Regions from separate parts of the Mus musculus genome. Here region 2 is linked to region 1. The links are chromatin loops, found by intact Hi-C in ENCODE. Cell type or tissue: heart. All regions are shown on one strand. Links, peaks and the distances in the headings refer to the core of each region. The heading gives the core; the rest is flanking DNA.

Region 1 (7,432 bases), core at 1,013-6,012:
TTCCAAGCCAAGGAATGCAGATTCTGGTTGCTCGGGATAACATGTTCTGACATAGAAGCAGTTGCACACACTTTTATGCCCACAGAACAAAAGGATACCAAGGTATTTCCCAAGTCCATTGGTGGAAACACTAGGTAGGCAGGTTACAGACCAGCAAGGGAGCCTCTGCTATGGGCTTTGGATGCTATCTGAGGATATTCTTAGCTTCAGGGTTGGCAGAAGCCGTTAATACATTCTAAAGGTTTTATTTAATCCAAAGGGTGTTGGGTCAGACACAGCAGTGGGCAATGACTGCTATTCAGGGAACTAAACCTACCCCAAGAGAAATCAGCTGTGGATCTGCAACATTCCAGCATGTCACAACGTTAAGGTTATAACCAGTGGATCGCTCTTGTGAAATCTTCGACACCAGCATGTGTGGTTTGTTTGCTTTGCTGAAAACTTCAGTTCTCAGGAAAAAAAATCCTAATAAATCTATTGGAAATCCCAGGACTCTACACAAGAAGTAGAGGCAAGAGGACCAAAAGCTCATGGGGGGGGGGGGAGGCTAAATGCTGTGCATGGTAGTTCATACCTTTAATCCCAGTAGTCAGGAGGCAGAGGCAGGCAGTTTTCTGTGAGTCAGAGACCACTCTGGTCTATGTAATGAGTTCCAGGACAGCCAGGAATGAGTAAAGAGACCCTGTCTCAACCAAAAATTTCTCTGAAAAAGTGTCTCACTGAGGAAAGACAGTCTTGAGAACTGAAGGAGTTCAAGGTCTCCATGGGACTGGAGCAGACACCAGGAATGAGGGAGCTCTGGGACAGGAGCTTGCCCAACTTGCATAAGACCCAGGATGCCATTCCCAGCTCCGTGTGTGTGTGTGGGGGGGCGGTGGACAAAACCAATCTATCTGTACTCATGAATACAACTTCAAATGGGTCACGTACCTAAATTAGAAGATAACACCATTTACATTTGCTTCGGTAAACTCCAGTTGCCTAGTGAACATCTCCTGCTTGCCTGCTGCCCAAAGCTCTTGGCTGTGGACTGGAAAACTTGGGTGTGGCCCATTTCCATCATCTTCAGGAGTCCTATGGCAGTCCACATGCCTCCTTATCGCTGAACAGAAGTCCTGCGACAATTAGCTGATCAAAAGGAGAGGTTTATCTTGGGCGATAGTGACTTGGCCTTATTGCTTTGGGTCTGTAGTGAGGCAGAGGGCCACGGCAGGAGCTGGTAGAACAACACAGCTGCTCAGGCTACAGTCAGGAAGCAAAAGGAACCAGGAAAATGCTGGATAGAACAGCTCCCTTCAAGGTCAAGGTGTGCACTTGGTAACCTAAAGATTTCCCACTAGGTCCCACCCTTTATAAATACCATCAACAGCTATGAATAGTGGTACACACCAGCACTTGGGAGGCAAAGGCAGTTGGATGTCTGTGAGTTTGAGGCCATCCTGGTCTACAAAGTGAGTTCCAGGACAGCCAGGGCTACACAGAAAAACCCTGTCTCAAGGGAAAAAAAAGTGCCACCACTCTTTGTAATACCACACTGGGAACAAAGCCTTCAGAACATGGGCCTTCAGGGGACATTCAACATCCAAACTTTTGTACTAAGTTCTGGGATTTTAAAAAGAGTCCTCATCTTCCCAAATAGGATGCCAAAGGCAAGAGTCCTTCCTTTAGGCAGGCATTAAGGATCCAGGAAGCAAAGTCTCCAAAAGAGAGAATTATCAGTCTGGGCACCAAAATGTACCATTAAATGAACCGCAAAGCAAGCCATGCCTGGTGGAAAATATTCATCCAGGGCATGGGCATGTATTCAGAATACCTAAACAACCGTCATAGCTTAAGACTAAGAAAATGGGATGCCCAATTTTTAATTTTTTTATTTTTGGTTTTTCAAGACAGGGTTTCTCTGTGTAGCCCTGGTTGTCCTGGAACTCACTTTGTAGACCAGGCTTGCCTCGAACTCAGAAATCCACCTGCCTCTGCCTCCCAAGTGCTGGGATTAAAGGCGTGCACCACCACGCCTGGCTGGATGCTCAATTTTTAAAATACGAAACAACTGGGCCATCAAAGGGGTTAAAGACACTTGTTACCTCGCTTGGCAAATTGAGCCAGATTCCTGGGACCCACACAGAGGTGCTGACTCCTGCAAATTGTCTGCTGACTTGTGTGTGTGTGTGTGTGTGATTGCAAGCATGCACACACACTAGACAAATGTAATAAAAGTAAAATATGTAAGGTCTGAACAGTTGAGTCCTAAGCGTGTGAAAGTGTGTCTAATATTGTTCCTCACCAATCAACATGTGCCCTCAAGAATACTTAAAACCAGACAGTGCTAAGTGCTGGCGACAACACGCAGCAATCACGGGTGGCAAGGGGCACGTCTGTTCTGGAAAAGTCAAGTGTGTCCAACTCTCTGTCCCCCTTCTCAGGAGGAGCAAAGCATGTTCCTACAAGGCTCATGCACTTTTATTCAAAACTGCTCACAACTAACAGCAACCCAGACATGCAGCAGGACCTAAGGGACAATCCCATGGCCTCTGTGGTGACACAGGCTTTGGGTGACTCTTCAAAATTATAGTGTTGTTGATATAGTGTTGCCCAGGGCAAGAGTCCCTGCTGTGTGCCCTGTCCAATGGCAAGGCTCTCTTCTGCCAGGAAGCCTGTGGCTAGCAGAGGATACTGGGTAGGGCTGGGCTCTTGGGTTACGTGTGAACTCTCTTGACAGGCAGAATGTGGTCATTAGGTACAGCCACCTTAATCACATGACTGAGTGTTTCTTACTTGTGAATTGCACCTCAATAAAGATGGTTTTTCTGTTCTGCCATGCATGGGTGAGAGGCCTGGGGTGGGAGAGATTGCAAGCTCCTAACTGCCCTACTGGGAGTCAGGCCAATGCAGCTAGGAGGGAGACAGCAGCGGGAAGCTGGGCCCCAGGAGGCCCGGGTGGGAGGAAACATGGCCAGCTGGGTAGTAGGACATTGGCCTTTGGATACAGGCGGTACGCAATGTCCTAGAGCTAAGAGGTAGTGTTCACGTGTAGCATGTTTCAATCACACTTATTCCTCTATAAATAATACAGCTCAAGAATGATTAATGATTAACTTTCCTCGGCGTGTTCTTGGGTGAGATGCGTCGGTGCGTGTGTTATGAACTCGCACCCATTCATTGGTCTATGGATAGGTTGCTGTTTTGGGTTCATTTCCATGACTCAATCAGAAGACTGATTAGAATATTTTCAGGGCTGTGATTTTTTTTTTCTCTCTCTCTCCCCGAGTGCACATGCCTGGACAAATGTATGTGCAGGTGTTCCAGATGTTGACACTGGTTATTTTTCTATACCTCTCTCCACCTTAAAAAAAAAATCACAGAGGCAGAGTCTGCAGGACAAGATCAGTTAAAATAGTCAGAATATGGGCCAGTTTACCTAGAAAGAACCAGATACTCAAAGAGAAAAGTAGAAGTCTACAATGTCCCAAACCTGTTACATATGGCTGTGGTTGGGGGGAATGTTGCGATCAGGCAGGGGTTGGTGACATCCTCTAGTCTCTCATGCCACCGGTGTCCAGTTGAGTGCCAGACATCTTGACCCACTTCATAGCAGCCATCGTTGCTGCTGTGCATGGCCCAGCTCAGAGGCTGACAACCGACCAAGTGAGCTCTTCCTGAGCCCCATGGAGCCGAGGATAGGATGAGGGAGCTTGTCTGCTGCTCGGGGCTGTACTGGGTCCTGCACACTCTTCCTTCCCCTCCCGTTGAGTTCCAGTGCCACGAGTATTTCGTTCCTGGAACCCGAGGGTCTGTTTCACAGCTCTCTGGATTCCCGGAATGCATGCAGTCTTTGGAAGGCAGAGAGGGGTCGCGTACTGGGCATCGCTGTACAAAGAACTCTCTGATCTCAGTTTTTATGTCTCTCCAGGATGGCAGGAAGCACACCGTTCACTGATAGGCTGCATGTATTGTTGAGATAATAAAACCCAATGGAACTGGATGGCTGCCGGTGCAGGGAGGTGTACCATTCTGCCACTAGGGGGCAGTGTAGTCACACAGTGACTTCAGGGCACAAGAGGGGTCGGTCTTACTGGGTCAGATTAGGCACAATGGAGCAGAGAGATAACACCTCCCCCAGTTCAGGTGAGGATAGTCCCAAGAGACCTACCTCTGGCTTCCAATCCCAGGATGCCGCTGTCCTGAGACTCCTGGGAGGAGGGACATCATCACTACCATCCACAGTGGCATACAGGAAGTACTTGGCTCAAAATTAAGAGGTAGAACCAAGGTCTTGGCCTGAGACTGTCCTTCACTCGGAATGGTCCATGGGGCCCTTAGACAGAAGGAACCAGCGGTTCATCCTTGTTGTTGCTAGCAGGAAGACATTTCAGGAGACAAAGGGCGTTGAGTCTCTTTTACATTGGCCTGGGATACATACAGCTCCTTACCTCCCAGCAAACCCAAGGTATAGATTCCTCAAATTCAAAATGTGTGTGTGCAGAACACTCTAACATAGCCCCCCACCACCAACCTCCTAAACCTGCCTTGCCCTATCCAAAGATGGATCTGAGGGTGAGAGGAAGCCTTGGTTGGCCCTTAGCTTGAGATCAGTGCAGCTTCTGTCCCTTAACATGGCCCTGCTGGATCTGGTGGCTAGCAGGCTGTGGAGGCCTTCCCTAGAGGGTGTCTCTTCCCCAGAAGGGCCTGGGAAGCTAGTGTGTCCTACACAATGAGCTCTATCAGGTCCTTCCTGATGTGGCTGCTCAGGGGTGAGGGCTAAGACAGTGGTTCTCAATCTGTGGGTCACGACCCCTCTGGCCAACCTCTGTCTCCAAAAATATTTACATTACGATTCATAACAGTAGCAAAATTACAGTTATGAAGCAGCAACAAAAGTAACTTTATGGTTATGGGAGGGGGTGTCTTCACAATGGGAGGAGCTGTATTAAAGGGTCACAGCATTAAGAAGGTTGAGGATCGCTGTTCTAAGGAGACCAGTTGGTACACATCTCCAGGCATCAAGAGTGCACAGTGAATACATTTAAGGCTGCATCCTTGGCCAACCTGAGAGAATTCCCAGGTGTCAAGTCCCAGTGGACTAAGAGCAGGGTGGTCCTTGGCCTCACAGCTGGCCCCCATCCCACCCTAACCCAGGCCAGTCTGTTGTTACATTTATTCTTAATGAATGGTAAAACATATATAACATGAAATTTGCCATTTGAATCATTTTCAGGTAACCGGACAAACAGCAGAGTCCTTCACATGGCTATACAGTCATAGCCGCCATTTCTAGACTACCCCCATCACCTTGCACTGAAGCTCTGCCCCTATTAAAACACTGACAATCTCTCCACTTTCCAGCCCCTACAGACACCTCTCTGCTTTCTGTGTCAGTGGTTTGATGACAGCAGGAACCTGACGAACAAAATCGATGGTGCCTTTCCTGCGACTGGCTTGTTTCACTTAGCACAATGCCTTCAAGATCCTGGCATGCTGTATAGCATACACCAGAATGCTTTTCCTTTGAAAGGATGAGTAAGACTCCATTGTGTGCATGGGTCTCTTTCCCTTTGCCTATCACCCATGATGGATGCTTGAGTGCCACCTGCTTCTGGCTATTGCTAATAGCACTAAGTATGATTTTTCTCCTATTGCCTTTGATGAATTGATAAGAATTGCCCTAGCGTGAGTTTGCTTTCTGAGTTCTGTCTCAATTTGGCCAACTCTAACACTGTATGTTGATCCTATTCTTTTTTTTCCTAGTGAAAACTGAGAATCGGCAACAATTCCTCTGCCTCCTCCTCTCCCTGGGGGTTACCTGTTAGCTGACAATGTTTACAGATCCAGTTTCCTATTTCCAAAATACTGTCTCCTTTTATTTTGCTAGTATTTCTAAGCAACGCTTCCTCACGCTGCACCTCGGGAACTTGAGTTTTCTCTAGTTGTTTTTCCTGAAATTCAAGGTCGATATAGAGCCCTGTCAAAGTCTGGTGCTGTGTCCCGGGCTCAGCCTCTTTCTATGGGGCAGAGGAGCTGGGGTTAGACGGGCTCCAAGGCTACAAAAGGCAGAACAGCTGCAGAAACCACACTTCCCTGAGATACCTGGTCCCCTGCTTCCTGTTTTGGCTGGACTGAGATCTGAGGTGGAGGATGTATGACCAAGAATACCCCCTCCTGGTGGATGGGGTAGGCTCTCCTTTCTGCTTTGCCCATGTATAATAAGTGTCTCTAGGTGTCCCTGCTTTTGGCGGTCCCGCAATGCCAGCTTGAGGCACACCCCCAGCTGGCAGGGTCACATCTCTAGTAGACAGAGCTGGAAATCTATTGTCACAGAAGTGAAGTGACATCAGTCCAGGGCACTGACTCCAGACCTAGAGGTTTTTCTCACCATTCTTTGTCCTCTGAGCCCCCAGGTCTAAGACATCTGGGGAAGGGCGGGGAACAGGAGGGGATGGTAATGAGGAGGCAGGGCAGGGCCAGTCCTTGCACTTTGCCTCAGCATCCTGGCTCCCCAATATTTTGGGGGGGGGGAGAGTAGAGGAGATGAGGGAGTGACAAAGGTATTGGGGAATCTCTCTGAATTTCATCTCTTCGGTGGGCAGGCATCCAGGATCAACCTTTCAAAGGTCATGGTAAAAGCCCCAAAGCATAAAGGTGGGAGGAGTTTTACAGAGCTGGGAAGAAGGACCAGGGACTTGGGGAGCCAGGAGAAGTGCCCTTCAGACTCCAAGGATCCTGTGGAAAGAGTAGGGAGTGATAGACATATTATGTCATATAGGCAGAAGCCTTTAGGACCCAGTCCACGTGATCAAAGCATCACACGAGCATCCTCAGGTGGGAATGGAAGCTGACAGCCATATTGCAGGCAGCCAGCAAGGGGCATAGGCCTTGTGAAGGAATCAGGCCCTGACTGCCACCTCCCAGCATCTTCCATGTCCGTGTTATTTCCAACTGGTAAAGGGGAGTCTTCCGTCTGAAATTCTTGGGTGTAAAGCCCGAGTTTTTACTAATTAAGAGTTTACAATTAGTTAAAACTAATTAAAATGGATTAAATTTGTACTAATTAAAACTAATTGAATTCTCGAAATGCTGCACTAAGACTAAACCAAGCAGTGCCCAGCCTCCTGCTGTTGGAAGTACAGGAGTTTGGAGGATGTAGCAGTGGGGACCTCAGGGACAGTGGTGATGACTTGGGTGAGGGTGGCTATGGGGGTGGGTTGTCCTTGCTGGGCTATCTGCCAATCCTGATACCACATGGGCACACCCAGATGGGAATACAAGCCTCGAGCTTGCTTTGTGACTGGGTTTGGAATCTTGACTTAGTCACCTCCAGTTGCTGAGTGCTTCTGATTTTTCCCCAGGGGAGAAGGAAGTACTTGCTTCCATTGTCACAGTGTTGGGGACTCCTGAGATCCCTGGGGAGTTGAAAGGATCTCCAGAAGAGATGGGT
Region 2 (7,432 bases), core at 1,495-6,494, 58 kb after region 1:
ACTGATCTTAATAGATTTTTAGCAATGTTTTAACAATGCTTTGTACCTTGTTAGTGCCCCAGGGAAAGGCAGGTGCCCCTTATCTATCTTACTGCCTGAGGAGCTAGTGTCACTGATCTTTCTGGGACCTGAGATAGAGGGGGTTGGAGTTATCAAAGAGTGGAAGAGTAGTGGAAGGTGCTGAGGACACAAACTGGCCAGGTGGTTGTCTAGCGGTCTGTACGTGCATGTGCGCATGCGTATGCGTGCGCACATGCACGCCCTCTGGAGGGACTCCGACCCCGGTTCTGAGCTGCAGCAGATGGCATTGAGGCCTGGGAATAGAAAGCTGAAGATAAGTGCCTCCTCTGCCGCTTATCTCTTTAGGAACTGAGTAGGGGTCAGCAGCAGTGGGACGCGAGGCTATAAGTCTAGGGTTCTAGGGTCTCTGGTGCTGCTCAAGTCCTTGAGGAGCTGGAGGCCGTGGTGGATGTCACGTGATCGCCACTGTCACTATGGAGGAGGAAGCTTCCCTATGGCATTTTCTTCAGATGTGAGTCCAGGAAGGGAACCAGGGTGAAAGCCTGTAGATTTATTTTGTATATGTGAGCACACCATCACTGTCTTCAGACGCACCAGAAGAAGGCATCGGATCCCATTACAGATGGTTTGTGAGTCACCATGTGGTTGCTGGGAATTGAACTCAGGACCTCTGGAAGGGCAGTCAGTGCAAGATCTTAACCACCGAGCCATCTCTCTCTCCAGCCTGCCTGTAGATCTCTTAATGGTTTGCTTTGTTGCCTAGCCTCGTCGATGGGGGTCAGACAAGTTCCTATTGGCTAGGTCAGGATCCTGAAGGCATGGACTTGCTGGACCCAGGATCATGGTGATGGAAATTGTAATTGGGAGAGAAAGGGAAGGCCCCCTAGGCTCCCAATGTGTTCCTTCCTAGCGTGGCCTGTTCGCCCTGTGCGGCCTGTGTACCCTGCGTGTAACTTTCCCTTTTCAAGGCTTATTTTTTTCGTCATTCATATTGTTGAACTTTCACCTTAAACCTCTGGAGACCATTGATTATGAAGAAGTAGCTTGTACCCACACTTACCGAGAAAAATTGGTAAAGTCTTGGTAGGGCTGGACCTCTTCCCAGCCAGCTTCTTTCTATTATAGGGATCGTCTGAATAGTCCTACGTGTTTAAATCCTCCGTGGATCTTAGAGACAGTCACATCAGTTGAAGTCTAAGAGGCCTCTAATTTTAAAAAGCAGCACGCGAGAGTGAAAGTCTGTTCTGACCCTTAATTGCGTGCAGGTAAACCGGGGTCACGCGTGGCTCTTGCCCTCTCTGGTCCGCTCAGCCTCTCCTCAGGATCTGGAGTCTGAAACATCGCGTTTCCCTTCCGGTATCTTTCTAATTACCTAGTGGACGTTTGGGGCGGGGAGGGGAGGGGGAGGATGGTGGGTGCCACGGGGCTCATGACTAAAACAGAGAGTGGTTCTAATTTTAGTCTTAATGGCATCAGTTGAGGCACAGAGAAGGGGAGGGGTGTTTGGCTGCCTTTGCACTGAAAGTCTTCCCGAAATAAAGCCCCACTGACCCCGGGGGGGGGCTCTGCTTCCACATGGCATGCACGGAGACTCGGCTTTTCTCCCATTTACACAAACACATAAGAAACCTTGCTTATAAAAAGGAGGAGACTGGAACTGCTTGACTGCAGTGAGGAAGTCTGTCTGTCTGTCTTTGCTTGCCTCTGCCTCTCTTTGTCTCTGTCTCTCTCCAGCAGTGATGCAGGTTCCAAGGCCTAAGAAGTCTCTGTTTCAGAGGAACTACTTCAAGGCAGGCTGCTGATTCACTTTTCTCTGGGAATGAGTGCCGAGAGCCGGAAGACAGCACTAGCTGTCATCCACTGGGGACAGCGAGTTGTGCTACCCAGGTCCTTCTCACAATTGGGTGTTGGAAGCTGCACGCGAGTCACCGATGGCCAGCCATTTTTTTCCTCACCCTGTAAGGTTTCCTGCTTGGCTGGACCCATGTTCCTGACCCTGATACTCTTTCCCTGCCTGTAGAAGAAACATCCAGCAAAGCACAGCCACTTGCAGGCAGTAATGCAGTGCTGGTCCCCAGTCCTTGTGCTCACTGTGGATTCCTCTAGGACTGGGGCCGGAGGAATACGGGAAGGTAAAAGGTGACCAGAGCCTTCTCAGGATGCAGAAAGCACCAACTTTCACAGAACCATGCCCTGGAAGGAGGGAGACACAAGCTACGACACCAGCTGTGAGAGAAGATTGTGTCTGTGAGAACTGGAGGCTCTCTCTGCCTTTCCCCTGGAGGTCTCTGGGTGAATGTGGCTTCAATTCATGTTGCTGGGGGCCCCTCAGTGAGAGCAGCCTCTGTAGCACTCCATCCCCGGTCACAAGGACAGGATCCTGTCAAGTGAGGGCAGCATGTGGCTGTCGCATGTGGCTGTTGCCTCTCACACTGGGCAGTGAGGCAAGATGAGAGAAGAGAGCCCCTTAATTGGCCCACTCAGTAACAATCAGATTCAGGACTAACCAGGTTAAGTTAAACAAGGTAGGTCTAGGACTCAGTCTTGATGATGGTGATGGTGGTGATGCTTGTGATTATGATGCTGCTGGTGATTGTAGTTCTTTAACAGGCTATCCAATACAGCACTGGCTTCTTGTCTTTTGATTTTCCCTATACACCCTCCCGGCTCCCAGAGTTCTCTAAGAGCAGCCTGCTTAGCTCAGGCAGGTTTTTTTTTTGAGAGAGAGAGCACAGCAGCTCTCTTGGTGAAGGGAAGGAGTTAGTAGTAGAAACAGCTAGAGATGCGCCCCTCAGCAAGAGGGGCTTAGATGTACAGCTTCTCTGGTTTTCCACTAGGTGAGGTGTCTGCTCCTGTTCCTGGCCTAGTGCAGAGGGTGGTTCTGATGGTCGGGCGGGTCCTTTGCTCCAGGAAGGCTCAGCAAGGAAGTGGAGTCCAGCTGAAGGTCAGCAGAGGCCACTTCAGGTCCTGCCCCACACTTTGTCCCTCTGCTCTCTGCCCACCCGTAGCTCTGACAGCCTGAACAGGAACAGGAGGGGCTGCAGCTGTTGAGCTGGTGTGGGCTTGGGCTGTGTTCCACCAGGGGGGAGGGGGGAGGGGGAGGCCTGCTTGTCTCAGAGGAATTGACATTAATTACCGTCTTGACTGCTTTCTGTGTGTAACTATTTTACCGGCACTTTGCGCCATCTAATGTGGAGCTAAAGGGGGCCTCCACATCCACCCCTCCAGATGTCCCAGCCTTTGGAAACTGTGGTCCCCCAGCTCTCTGGTGGCAGGGACATGTGCGGCAATCTGGAGGACCAAGTGCTCAGAGACTTCCTAGGGCTTGGTCTGACATCACAGTAAGCAGATGATAATTACAAGGTTCCTTTGCTCCCCACTCTCCACACCCCAACAAGATACCATGGAGTTATTTATAAATGCAAGCCCCCGGGTGCACTTCTCCTGGGAAGGACCACGCTGACAGCTACTGGTAGTGCTAATGGAAGGCAGGAAGCCTGCATTCGGAGGGGATGCGGGACGTGTGGAGGGAGGGTAATGGGTCAAGCAGCTGCCACACAGCCAAGGGGCGGGGCTGCCTGCCCTAGCTCTCAAAGATCTGCTGGGATATGGAAGGAAGAGCCTACTCAATTGTCTCTCGTGTCAAGGGTGGGGCTCCGAGATGAACCGCTTTTTCTCTTCCCAGGGTTGGCAGGAACTGGAAATAATTGAAAGTTGTTAGGGTCCAACACACTGCCTTGAAAACACTATCATTACTCTCCTAATGACTAAGTGTGTCTTCCAGGAGGAGATGTAGGCAGCTGAGCCCTCCCCCCAAACCCCACGGCTCCTGGAGAGTAGAGTAGGAGGCTGGCAACCTGTAATCTGGAGGGGGGGGGTGCTTCGACAGAGCCTAATGCAGCTCCAGCCTCCGGAGCCACTGTGCAGAGCCCAGGAGGCCGATGGCCCGAGCTGATCCTGGAGACACTTTGGATCTTAGTTCAAGTCCTGGTTTAGGTCTGGGTACTGCTGCTGGGTTCAATGTCAATCCCTTGTGTTCGTCTCCTAGGGGAAGTCCTTGTCTCAGGGACTCCTAGCATGCTACCTGACATGCCCTCCTCCAAATTTCCGCCCTCCTCTCTACCATAGCACAGGGCTAAGGTGTAGTAATGTGCGATAAGGCTGTCCATATGCTCTCTAGATTCTCCAGGTAAAGGTTCGTGATTTGCTGCAGCTGCACTTAGCTGCTGGGTAAGGCTTTTGACAGCTCCTGCTTGCCCGGACCCAGGCCCTTTCTTTTCAGAGGTTGTCATTGAATCACACAGGTTATGTTTGAAGACAAATAAGAGCACACTCCTTTCTGACTCATCGATCCCAAGTGACTACTGTATATGTCTGCTACAGGGGACCAGGACTTTTCCCTTCAGAGTGGATTCCAGGACATCATACTCACAGGACTCTGGGCATTCCCAAGAGCTACTTGGTTACTATGGTGAGGTTTCAGACCTACGGAGTCTTCCTGACTCTACCATAGAGATCGTGATTGTAACAGGTGGAGGGATGAGGGGACAGAGCTATGTATACACCCCTTTGCATGTATGATATATCGTTATTGGCACCGAAGTGAGTCATTGGTGGGTTTGAGGCTCAGGGCGGGATGAGTTTTGTCATCTCAGCTAGAATGTCACCCTCAACCCACTTCTCTGCTCACCCGTCTGTTCATATGACAACAAAGAAGCAACTCTGTTTCCCAGAGATGCTTCTCGAAAGTCTGGAGGTAAACATGTGGATCACTCTCTCCACCTATGAAGGGCAAAGCTTGATTTCCAAGTCCAAAGAGGCCTTCTCTGGCTGGTTCAGGTTGCTTCAGGAAGCCAGGAAGGATGACCCTGGGCTCCTGGGTATCTAGGTACTGATGGAAGGCAGAGTTCCCAGGACTCGCAGCTTCTATCAGTACTGGAATTACAAGTTGGCCTGGTTCCTTTACCTTCGTGGTGTGCAGAAAGGAATAAGCCTAAGCTAATAGAGAGCAATCAGATGAAGGAAGTTTAGTCCGATGAAAACGATAGTTAATTGACACAAAATAGAGCAGGACACCTCTGAGGAAAGGTGCACAAAAGATAACAACAACAACAACAACAACATGACATGTTTTCCCACAGCCACTACCACAGCCAGTTCTTCCATCGGCTTTGAATCGCTTGTGGACAGGTGTGCAGGCCCAGAACCTAAACACAAGTTCTACAGTCTGGGCTGTGTTGGCTTTCAAAGGCTTCCAAGCAGAGAGGGGCACCCGCGAAGGGCTGCGGTCAACGGATCAGGCCCACATAGTCGCGAAGGCTGTGGGTCCAACTGACCTCCCTAGAATATCAGCGCGTGCGAGACTGGGTGTCTGCAGTCTCCCGCTAGCTGCGTGTGCCAAACACTTGCAGAGGATGCAGGCCCCGCAGCCATCTCACAACCAAGCATCCACTCCCTTCCCTCTAGCCTTCTGGAGGCCCCGCCCCAGGCCCGGCCCTGGCCCCGCCCCGTACTGTCCCCGCCCCCGCCAGTTGACTAACCTTTCCAGAAGCCCCGCCTCCTCCCAGCCCCAGAGTGGGGCCCCGCCCAACCCTAACCGCCCTTCGACGCTAAACGGCTTCTAGCCGGAGAGCTTTCCGTGCCCTGATTGGCTGTGATGGTCACCGTTTCGCAGCTCCATTGGCTCCCGGCGCCCGCTTTCTCAGGCCCTGCCCTTGAGCGGGGGCGGGGCCAGAGGCGGCGGGCTGCGCAGGAGTGGCTGGTTGCACGGAGGGGGCGGGTCCTCGCCGCGCGCAGTGCTTCGGCCAGAGCTCGAGGCGCTGCTTACCGTCGCCTGAGCTAGGAGACGCCGCGGCCGCCGCTGGGTCGCATCGGGCTTCGCGTCGCGCCGTGTACGCCTCCTCTGCCCCACCCGACCGGCAGCATAGGCTCTACCTGGTCCGCGGCCTCCCTGTCCGCGGCGGGGCAGGTGAGTGAGTGGCGGCGGGTTGAAGTGTGTGTGGGGGGGTCCAGCGCGGAGGTAGCTCGCATGCCGCGTCCCAGGCCGGCCGAGACCCCTCCAAAGGCCAGAGGACCGGACAGTTCGCAGTCAGAAAACTTCATTCGAGCTGGGGTGTTGGGGATCCTGGGGGAAGGGTTGAGGTTGGCGATCTCAGTACTAGGGCCGGGATCCTAGGCTGAGGCGAGGGTCCCAAGCTGAGGCGAGGATTCCAGGCTGAGGTGAGGGTCCCAGGCTGAGGGCGGAGGTCCTGGGAGAGAATAGGGGGTACCAGGTTGAGGGCGGGGGTCCCGGGCTGAAGGTAGGGGTCCCAGGCCAAGACCAAGGTCCTAGGCTGAGGGCGGGGATCTAGGACTGAGTACCGAGCTCTGAGGGCTCAAGGCTGAGGTTCCAGGGCTTAGTGCAGAGTCCCAGGCTTAAAGCAGGGTGGGGGTATCCCAGGCCAAAGCGATGGTCGGAGGACTGAAGATGGGAATCCCAGAGGCATGTGTATCAGGCTGAGCAAAGGGTCAAGGGAAGCAGCTTCCCAGGCTGTGACCGGGGTCCTAGGCTGAGGCAGGAATTACTTAGAGAGAGGGAGAAAGAGGTGGGTGGGTGGGTGGGGAAGTGTGGGGCCGAGGGTCGGGCTCCCGGAATAGAGTAGTTCTTGATAGCCCCTTGGGCTTGGAGCTGGGGCCAGAACAGGGTCCTAGACAGAAGTTTCCAGTGAGGGGCTCACTCTCCAGCTCTGCATGGTCTTGCCTGTTCTTGGATTCAGGCACGGCCTAGGGTCCTTGTGAAAGTCTGACGGTAACTGGCCCTGGCCTACGTCGGGGGTCGGGGTAGAGCCACTCAGGAAAACCCAGGCCTCTTTACTCCCTCCCTAAATTCAGAAGTTGTTAGTGGGCACATTACGCTGCAGGCTTTCGGGTCAACACACAATAGCTGTGATCTCACTGGGACTTGCAAGGCTTAGACGGATGTCTTGTGATTGAGACGAGCTGGGGAGGAAAAAAAAAGGAAGCCCAGAGGATGGATGTGGGGCGAGGGCAGGGTGCGGCCTTTTCTCCTCTCCCCTCCACCGTGGTCTTCTGTTTTCTTCTTTCCTCTCAGTTCTCCTCAGGTTTTCCCCGCACCATTCATTAGAGCCTGAACAGGTAGACTAGACAGGCGCCGGTTCTCAATCTCTCTCTCTCTCTCTCTCTCTCTCTCTCTCTCTCTCTCTCTCTCTCTCTCTCTCTCTCTGATGGCCGTATTTTCTGTTTTGGGAAAGAGGTGTGTTCCAGAACTGTTTCTTATTGTCCCCAAAGTGTTTTGTTTAGTAGAAGTGTGAAGTTGTCTGGCTTCTTATTCTGCACTATGTTGTTAGTATAGGAGAATTTTAAGTTAATGGAAGGTGGGCCCCAGGATTGGCTATTTCCTTTTTACTTTTCT

Evidence for each region. Peaks named below come from ENCODE experiments on the same cell type or tissue, not always from the same donor. Only the 100,000 strongest peaks of a DNase experiment are listed, where the experiment ranks them.
Region 2: a loop joins it to region 1, with 2.6 times the contacts of the local background. A loop is called at or near these places in 7 of 42 quality-filtered maps.

Annotation. Positions count from the first base shown.
Region 1 is chr10:77,018,156-77,025,587 of GRCm38, reverse strand. It overlaps Gm3137 (predicted gene, 3137), which reads left to right. Exons shown (of 4, transcript NR_152191.1): 2 at 7,344-7,432. Gm10787 (predicted gene 10787) reads right to left here. Exons shown (of 3, transcript NR_045882.1): 3 at 3,374-4,353. Among named protein-coding and RNA genes, the nearest start is that of Gm3137, 7.7 kb to the left of the region's middle. In heart, for the core only: a CTCF peak has its summit at 4,014 (motif pointing right); a DNase peak (open chromatin) is centred at 4,017; H3K4me3 peaks cover 229 bases; H3K27me3 peaks cover 460 bases.
Region 2 is chr10:76,960,305-76,967,736 of GRCm38, reverse strand. It overlaps Pcbp3 (poly(rC) binding protein 3), which reads left to right and starts at 5,790. Exons shown (of 16, transcript NM_021568.2): 1 at 5,790-5,989. It overlaps Gm35664 (a long non-coding RNA gene), which reads right to left and starts at 5,596. Exons shown (of 2, transcript XR_380584.1): 1 at 5,562-5,596; 2 at 5,135-5,361. Gm35721 (predicted gene, 35721) reads left to right here. Exons shown (of 5, transcript NR_168652.1): 4 at 1,287-1,377; 5 at 1,756-2,645. In heart, for the core only: a CTCF peak has its summit at 5,829; DNase peaks (open chromatin) are centred at 2,996, 3,556, 5,716 and 6,416; H3K4me3 peaks cover 2,014 bases; H3K27ac peaks cover 3,097 bases; H3K27me3 peaks cover 28 bases.